Linked DNA regions of Homo sapiens: region 1 is linked to region 2. A link is an interaction called in ENCODE POLR2A ChIA-PET data of the cell type or tissue named here. Cell type or tissue: Caco-2. All regions are shown on one strand. Each heading gives the region's core, and the rest is flanking DNA. Links, peaks and the distances in the headings are about the cores only. Region 1 overlaps LOC102723568 (a long non-coding RNA gene). Region 2 has its middle 47 kb from the start of EHF.

Region 1 (4,394 bases), core at 317-4,316, 160 kb before region 2:
ATGGTGAAGAAGGTCTCACAGGAATAGCTGGTGAAGAAGTGCTTGGAGGTGAGAAGTTAACAGGGGGATGGAGAGGTGCCTGCTAAGGAAGGCTGCCAGGCATTGATGCTAGACTTATCTATCTCACATTTTGGAGTGGGCCCTGCTTGAGATAGGCCTTGATTCATGCCGCTCAGCTCTGTGACCCCATACCCAAAAGTGCTCCCTGGTTCCATGGGTCTGTGAGCCCAGTGGAGCCTACCATGCTGTTGGTCATGGACCATTCCCAGCCACTGCCTCCCCACTTCCTGGAACATGGGAAACTCGAATTTTTGGTGGTGGACGGGAAAAAAAGACTAGAAAAAAACCCAGCCCTACACAATTTATTAAGGATTTTCTCTCTGTCCAGGACAATGCAAAGTGCTAATCAGGGATTTGGAGGTGAAGACCTGACATCTAAGTGACAGCAGCAGGGGTCTTTTCAATCTTGTGTTTGACTTAGATCAATAGGCTATGAGCCGTCGAAGTTTATTTTCTTCTCCATATCTTTACATATCTGGGTTTGTACATCTAGAACTACATGTCAGAGTGGCTTCTCTTATATCTGAATATGTGAAGAAGTCCACTATTGACCAATAGTATGAATTATGAGAAAAAGATGAGACGGCTGATTTTTAAAAAGTAATTGTAAATGTTCCCCTAACTTAGATTCTTGCTATTGCTTGTGGGTGAAACTTACAAGCTGCCTCCAATGTGAGCCACATAATTTCTCCCTGCCCTCACCCTAGTTCCTTTCTTGGTGCGATAGCAGTTAGGTAACAGAATGGGTCACAGAGACCTCATTTTGAGTACCGACTCCACCGCTAACTGGCAGTGTCACCTGGGGCAAGTTACCCAGCCTCTTGGTGCCTCACCTTCACCAGCAAAATGGGGATAATTGTCGCACCTGCCTCCTGGGGTTCTTGTGAGGTTAAATAAAAGGCAGATGAGGCAAAGCATACCAAGAGCTAAGTGCAATACCTGGCGTGTAATGAGTTCCCCACAAGTTTGGCTCTTGTTATTTAGAATATCAAGGGAAAGGCAGCATAATCATTTCCTAAATAGCAGCCAACATAAAAGCAAGGGAAAGAGAACAAGTGAGAATGAAGAGGAGCGTTCTTGTGGAGTGGGGGACATCTATGTGGGCTCGGCAGCTTCCACACAGAACACCTTGCTACTTCTGACAAGAACCGTGTGACTGTCTCCATCTGCCCAATGAGGAAAGTTAAACTCAGAGAGCCCAAATGACGCACCAGCAACCACACAGCGAAGATGCAAGCTGGCCTTGAAATACCGGAGTGGCATAGTTAGGGAGCACTAATGCTGGTGTCAAGAAACCTGGAATCCATCCCTGCATGCCTGCCACCTTGGACCAGCTATGTGACATGAGAGACATCTGTTAAGTTCTGTGTCTCGGTTGCCTCATGTGTGACTGTACCCAGTTTGTGGTACTTTGTTATGGCAGGCCTAGGGAATGAATATCACACATGGGGATAATAATAGTACCCCACAGGGTTATTGCGAAGATGAAATGAGTGCGTGTGAGTGTGTGTGTTGTGTGTGACGCACGGTAGTTACCAGTAGTCTTTATAAACGTGTGAGAAAAAAAAAATACTTGGGAAATTCAGACCCTCTGAGTCTAATCTACTCTTTGAATACAGAACTAAAAGAAACACCCATCTTTTACCCCTTTTACAGAGGAGAAAACTAAGCCTGAGAAAATAGAAGGTTTTTTGTTTCAGTTTAGGAACTAAATTAGGGGGAGGAGTTGTGTATGTGTGTGTGTGTGTGTGTGTGTGTGTGTGTGTGTGTGTGTGTGTGTGTGTGTGTGTGTTTTAAGCACCTGAAATAAAAACACAAAGAGACAGAACAGCAAGGCCAGATGGGATAGAAGCTAGATGGAGAATCCACAAACATGCGGAGGATGAGAAGGTTAACAAAACAGTGATGTCATTTCTGACAGATAACCGGAAAGAATGGAGGTGGTGCTGTCAAGCATCTCGGAGGCCTCCGGGCAGCGCGCCCAGTGCCAACAGCAGCCTGGCCTAGCATGCAGCCATGTGTCTCCACGGGCCTTCAAACCCAGCTCAGACACTTCTGGGGACATTCCGATCCAGCCTCTTGAGGGAGATAAGCTGTGTGCCCCTTTCTTTCCAACTGACTCCCCATTCAGTTCCCAGTCTCAGCCACCCCACCCCTGTGCAGACTGGCCAAGAAGGGGCTGTCTACAATGAGAATGTCTTTCCTGAAAGCGGAGGGCTGGCTTCAGATATGCTGTCACAAACCTTGGTCTTTCTTTCTGCTTCCATTGCTGGCCAGGTGGTTCTGTTTGGCCTGAGCTGGTACATAGTAAGTAACCCTGGGGAATGGCTCCATGTCAGACGCTGGCAGGAAAAGACAGAGGGGAATGCACAGGCAGGAGAAGCTTCCAGGGATGGGGAGACGGGGGGCCCCAACGGTTGTTGTCTTTGGCCCCTTCCAATGCTTTTCCTGCCTTGTGAAGACGTCTATGTCTAACCCACATGTAGTACACCCCCCAGCTTCTGCCTTACATTCCCCTCCCGTGAAGATATGAGGTCACCTGCTGGGCTCTTTCCTGTGTATCTGAGTATAGCTGGCAGGTCATTTGATATCTTGTCTCCCTCTCCTGCAGGTGACCTCTGAATGGCCTCAGGTTGGGGGCTGAGACTACAGAGGCTTGTGGGCAGAGTGTGCAGCTTCTACCTGCAGTGGGTGGAGAGCAGCTCCAGCTCACCTTTGCAGGTCCCGAACCAGATTTTCCCAGCTGGTCCTCACTTTGTGTTACTTCCTGCCTCTCAGGAAAGACAATTCATGAAATCTTTATGCTTTGGTGGAATGTTGGTTGCAGAGACATTCATAGAGCAGCAAAATAGCCTTTTTTGGATGAAACTGTGACCTACTTCAGGGTTCTGGAAAACAATCTCTTGCCTTCATGAATGCTGAGAACATACAGTATAGACAGGGAAGTGCAGTAGATCAGAATGAATAATAATCTTTTGAGGAAAAATTTGGGAGATCTGCCTTATTTTTTATTTTAAAAAATCAAGTTATGTTACAAGTGGCAAAATTCACCCTAAATTCAGACTAAAAAGTGTAGTTTTATGACTTTTCACAAATACACACATACATGGGACCATCATCACAATTAAGATAGAGTAGTATGGTTCCAGCTCCAAAACGTTCTCTTGTGCTCCTGTCATGGGGAGAATTATGTCCCCCAAAACTCCTATGTTGAAGTCCTAACCCTCACTACCTCAGAATGTCTCCTTTTTTGGAAATAGGGTCTTTATAGAGGTAATAATCAAGTTAAAATGAGGTCATTAAGGTAAGCCCTAACCCAAAATGACTGATGCTCTTATAAAAAGGGACATTTGGACACAGACACATACAAGGGGAACACGATGTGAACATGGAGGCAGCCATCTTCATGGCTGGAGAGAAGAAGAGACACCAAGGAGAGGAGCCTGGACAGATCCTCCCCTTGCAGCTCTCAGAAGGAGACAACTCTGCCAACATCTTGACTTTAGACTTCCAGGCTTCAGGACTCTGAGACAATACATTTCTGTTGAAGTCACACAGTTTGCGGTATTTTGTGATGGCGGTCCTAGGAAATGGATACAATACCTTTATAGTCAATCACCTCCCCTGGACCCTGCCCCTGGCAGCCACTGATCAGATTTTTGCCCCTATAGTTTTACTTTTCCCAGAATGTTATATAAATGGAATCACACACATACTGTATGCGGCCTTTTGAATCTAGCTTCCTTCATTCAGCACAGAGCTTTTGAGATTGATCCATTTTTTTTCTTTTTCATTCCTTTTTAAAATTGCTAAATAGTATTCCATTGTATGGATGCACAGTTTATCTACCCACGAGTTGAAGGATACTTGTATTATTCCAGGGTTTGGTTGCTGTGACTAAAGCATCTATAGATGTTCACATATCAACTTTTTTGTGCGCGAATGTAGGTTTTCATTTCTCTTGCATAAATGTTTAGGGGATTTCCTGGGTCGTATGATAAGCAGGTTTAAATTTGTAAGAAACTACCAAATCATTTCCAAGTGGTTGTTCCATTTTTGCATTCCCATCAACAGTGTATGAAAATTTAAGTGCTTCACATCCTCATTGTACTTCATATTATCTGCTTTTTGGTTTTGCCAACCTGCTAGGTATACACAGGTATTTCATTTTGTTTTTAATTTGCATTTTCTTAATAACTAAAGATGTCGAACATCTTTTCATGTGGTTATTTGGCATCCATGTAACTTCTCTTGTGAGGTATCGATTTAAACCTTTTCCTTATTTCTAATTGTGTTGTTTGTTTTCTTATTATTCAGTTTAGACAGGATAAACA
Region 2 (4,394 bases), core at 271-4,270:
TATACAATGATTCTTTTAGTTGTGAGATTTGTAGTATATATTTTTTAACTTCCTTTGTATTTTCTATATTTCATTTTTTATAATGATCAGACATCAGGTTTTTTAAGTTATAATATTAGAAATGAAAATGATTACTGCCTTTTAATGGAAATTAAATTCCATGCTTTGGGGGAGGATTTCCTGGCTGCCAGGACCAGAGATCACCTTTCTTTTTTCTGCCATCTTGTATCCTAACTTTGCATCACTCACACACCAAACATACTCCCTAAGACCAACACTCTTAGTAGACATGTAGGGTATTCCTGTTGCAGGAGCTCCCTGAGAGTCCAATCTGTGATTCCATCATTAGCATTGCTGGGACCAACCAGACTCAAGAAAAGGCAACATCTCTCAAGAGTTTTGAATTTCAAATTACACATGGTGCCCCAGGGACCTGTTTATTTTTGTGTTTTTGGCAAAAGTCTACTTCCTTCCTGTTTCTAAGAAAGCAGACTCAAAGAAAGAAGGGACTTCTCTTAGCTGTTCAAACCTCAGGCAGTGCTTCCTTTAGCAGTTTAGGAGTTTCACTGAAAGAAATGCCATTGCTTGGGAGCTGGGTTCAAATCCTAATTCTGCCACTTGGGAAATTTACATAATTATTCTGAATCTCAGTATCTTCCTCCCCAGGGAAAGATGATAATAATGACAGCACCTTGCTCATAGAGTTAAGTGAAATACAGGTAAAGTGCGACACTTTGTCTGACACAGAGTAAACACTTAATCAGTATCAGCCTTCATGGTTACCTGTGAGCCAGGTCCCCAAGAAGCAGTGTTAGCAGATGGGGATACAATTCTTAGATCCGAAAGGACAGCATCCCTTGGAATTGGCTAAGTATGTCCAGGGATCCAGGCTCTGCTGATTTTTTCTCCACTCCCCTCCCACCTACTCAACCCTAAAACTCCACTAGAGATGACTCAGCATTCACTTTAGCTCCCAATCCGTTCTAGGGGCATAAGGGAAGCCATTTTTAAATAGTGTGGCTGAGATATAAACATTTAAAGAAATGTTGGACTTGATTCAAACTTATTTTCATAAATTCCTGGAACTTTCTGTTTGGAATGGCCTGAGATGATCTAGTCCAATCTATTGATTTACAGTGATTTACAGGCAAAGAAACTAAGGCAATAGCGTTTTTAAAACTTGCGTAGGGTCCATGGCTACTTAGAGTTACAGCCATGCCTGGAAACCAGGCATACTGTCTCCCTGCAGTTCCCCGTTATTGATCATACTGCAATGTAATACCCTAGTTATTTGGTTCTCTTCCCCATAAGTATAAGCTCCCACTTAGAACCTCTGCTTTTTCATGAGGAAGCTGAGGCTTAAAGAGTTTAAGCCACTTGTCCAAGGTCACCCACCTTGTAAGTGAAGGTATGTGAATTAAAACAAGAGTTGTTCCAACTCAAAAGCCTGTGCTTTTTACTCTGTTAGCCTGTATTCCAGTTTCCTTACTAAAGAAAGAATGGAGCCAGGAACAGCGGCTCATGCCTATAATCCCAGGCATGGATTTGGAGGCCAAGGTGGGAGGGTTGCTTGAGTCCAGGAGTTCGAGACTAGCCTGGGCAACATAGAAAGCCCCTGTCTCTAAAAAAGAATTTTAAAATTAGCCAGTTGTGGTGATGTGTACCTGTAGTCCCAGCCACTCGGGAAGCTGAGGCTGGAGAGCTGCTTGAATCCAGGAGGTCAAGAGTGCAGTGAGCCCTGATTATGCCACTGCCCTCCAGCCTGGGTGACAAAGTGAGATCCTGTCTTTAAAAAAAAAAAAGAGAGAGAGAGAAGAATGAGCATCAATGGAGGCAGCATGGTGGAGTAAAACTGGAAGTGAGATGAGCTCTCATGCTGACCTACTGTGCGAACTTGGACCACTCACAACCTTGTCTTCAGTCTGTCTGGTGCAATATGGCAGCACCTAGTGCCGTGAACCTTGATTGTCATCAATTCATAGTTGAAAGTGTTGAATAAGTAAAGCACTTATTTCTTGCACCATGAAGCCATGTCCTTCACTTCTCCTTGCTTTCTCTCTCATAGGAAACCTTGGTGGAGAGTCCAGCATAGGCCCAGAATCTTGCAATCCACATCCAGGTGAGACGTGTCCTCAGGTCAAACCTAAGAGATGCCCTCTGTTTTCACAGCTTCAGCAGGGATCACTGATTCTATCTAGTGTGAATGCACTGTTTGTTTTCCTTCTTCTCTTTCTGTTTGCCATTGGAAAAGTCCATTAGTGCTGAGTGACATGACTAAACAGTAAAGGAGAGAACAGTTGATGTGTTAATAACTCTTAGGTAAATACCATTTGTTATTGTCACCGCTGAGGCTTTCAGAGAGATGGCACCATTCCTGGTCCTGGACTGTCCTCTTGTTGGCTCTGTCTTTCAGCAACCTGGAAAGACAGGTTTGGAGGGGGAAGGAGTCTGAAAGGGATAGGTGAGCAAGAAGAAGGAAGGGTATGGGAAAGGAACAGGGACTCTGAAAGAGACACAGAGAGCAAGAGAGAGAAGGGCAGGCAGACATACAAACATACAACACATAAACACACACACACATACACACACATACACACAGTGAAGCAGAGGAGAGAAGACAGAAGTGATGATTAATGGGATCTTTTACCAGATTCCAGGAACACTCTGTGTCCCTTCCTCAGAAGTGCTGGGACTTTTGCATCCATCATTTCTTAACAGCGCTGACATGGTCCCTCTGGTTCCATACATCGGCCCTTCCACCAATGTCTAGGATGTGCAGTTCTTCCTGCCTGACTTGGCTGTGGCCCAGAGGGAAGATGATGTTGGCTGGATTTGAGGAATCAGCACAAGAAAGTTGCGTGGTATCACCATGGAGTCCAGGAGGAAAAAGGAGCTTCCCTGAAGATGTCTCTGCTTTGAGGATGGAAGAGCCCTGTGAATATGGGGGGACCATGGCCAAGAAGATTCACATTGGGTGGGATTTTTGAAGAGGAAAGTGGGAAGACTGGTTTCCCCTTCTAGCCAAGAGCCTGGGTGACCTTGAGTTTGCTCTTTAAGCTCTCTAAACTCTTATGAGAAGAGTTTGTACCAAATAATCTTCCAGCTCTGGGGCTATGATTTTAAGGCAGATCAGATATCAAATCCTCTTTGAATCTTAGTCCTTACCCAGCGACGGTCAGTTATGCCCTTTAACACAGGGTAAAATGACTTGAAGACACCATGTTGACTAGTTATCATTGTATTCCCATACTAGACACTCTAAATATTAATACCTCTCTTTGGGTCATCATAAATTCAAAAATAAGTTTCTTACTTTGTTTAGTGCTTACTTATTTTCTTAATGCTTTCAAAGGAAGACAATAGAACATTATGTTTAAGACCTAAATTCCGGTTTCAGCCAGGCAGAGATTCAAATAGCAGCTCTTCCACATCAGCAGAATGAACTCAGGTACAATTCTTCACCTCTCTGAACCTCAATTTCCCAAACTTGTCTCGTGAGGTTAGAGTGAGGGTTACAAGAAAAAATAAAATCAAAGTGCTTTGCACAATGCCTGCACATATAAACCCTTTAAAATTATTAAATGCGCCGGGTGTGGTGGCTCACACCTGTAATCCCAGCACTTTGGGAAGCTGAGGGGGACGGATCACCTGAGGTCGAGAGTTTGAGACCAGCCTGACCAACATGGAGAAATCTCGTCTCTACTAAAAAAAAAAAAAAAATACAAAATTAGCCAGGCATGGTGGTGCATGCCTGTAATCCCAGCTACTCAGGGGGCTTAGGCAGGAAAATCGCTCAAACCCAGGAGGCGGAGGTTGTGGTGAGCTGAGATTGCACCATTGCACTCCAGCCTGAGCAACAAGAACGAAACTCCATCTCAAAAAAAAAAAAATTATGAAATGAACAGGGGCTAGAATCTGTTTGCTTGATTCCCACAACACTGAGAAGAAGGTATGTCCCCATTTCATAGAAGAAGAAACTAAGGAATGGAGAAATGACAGGTTCATAGTCTCCAGCCAGTTAGAGTTGAAGTCAGGACCAGGAAGAAAACAGTCTGTACCTCCCTTATATCATTATGAAGTTTCTTGAGGCTGACCTTTCAAGAGGCTAAACTTTGAGGCAAAGAATGGGGAGAAAGAAGGGGGCTGAGGATTTAATCTTGGGGAACACAGACAGAAGAATGGGAAGAGAAAGAACTGAAGAACGAATACTCAGGAAAGCAGAGGGCAAGAATTTCATTGGTGCGGAAAACAAGGGCTTAGATTATTTTCCAAAATTAAAGGGGGTAGGGTGTCACCAGTGTCAAAAATCATAAAGTCAAAAAAAGAAAGGCCTTGGAATTTGAAAATAAGCATGTCCTTTATTTATTTATGTATTTATTTATTTATTTATTCTA

What was found. ChIA-PET counts read pairs that join two places held together with the same protein. Peaks named below come from ENCODE experiments on the same cell type or tissue, not always from the same donor. Only the 100,000 strongest peaks of a DNase experiment are listed, where the experiment ranks them.
Region 1: POLR2A ChIA-PET joins it to region 2 with 5 read pairs; 5 of 35 experiments call an interaction of 5 or more read pairs at or near these places.

Annotation. Positions count from the first base shown.
Region 1 is chr11:34,828,482-34,832,875 of GRCh38, reverse strand. The region is part of intron 6 of LOC102723568 (a long non-coding RNA gene); the gene reads right to left. Among named protein-coding and RNA genes, the nearest start is that of APIP, 86 kb to the left of the region's middle. In Caco-2, for the core only: no CTCF peak of the experiment used is centred there; no DNase peak of the experiment used is centred there.
Region 2 is chr11:34,666,239-34,670,632 of GRCh38, reverse strand. No RefSeq gene overlaps it. Among named protein-coding and RNA genes, the nearest start is that of EHF, 47 kb to the right of the region's middle. In Caco-2, for the core only: no CTCF peak of the experiment used is centred there; a DNase peak (open chromatin) is centred at 2,392.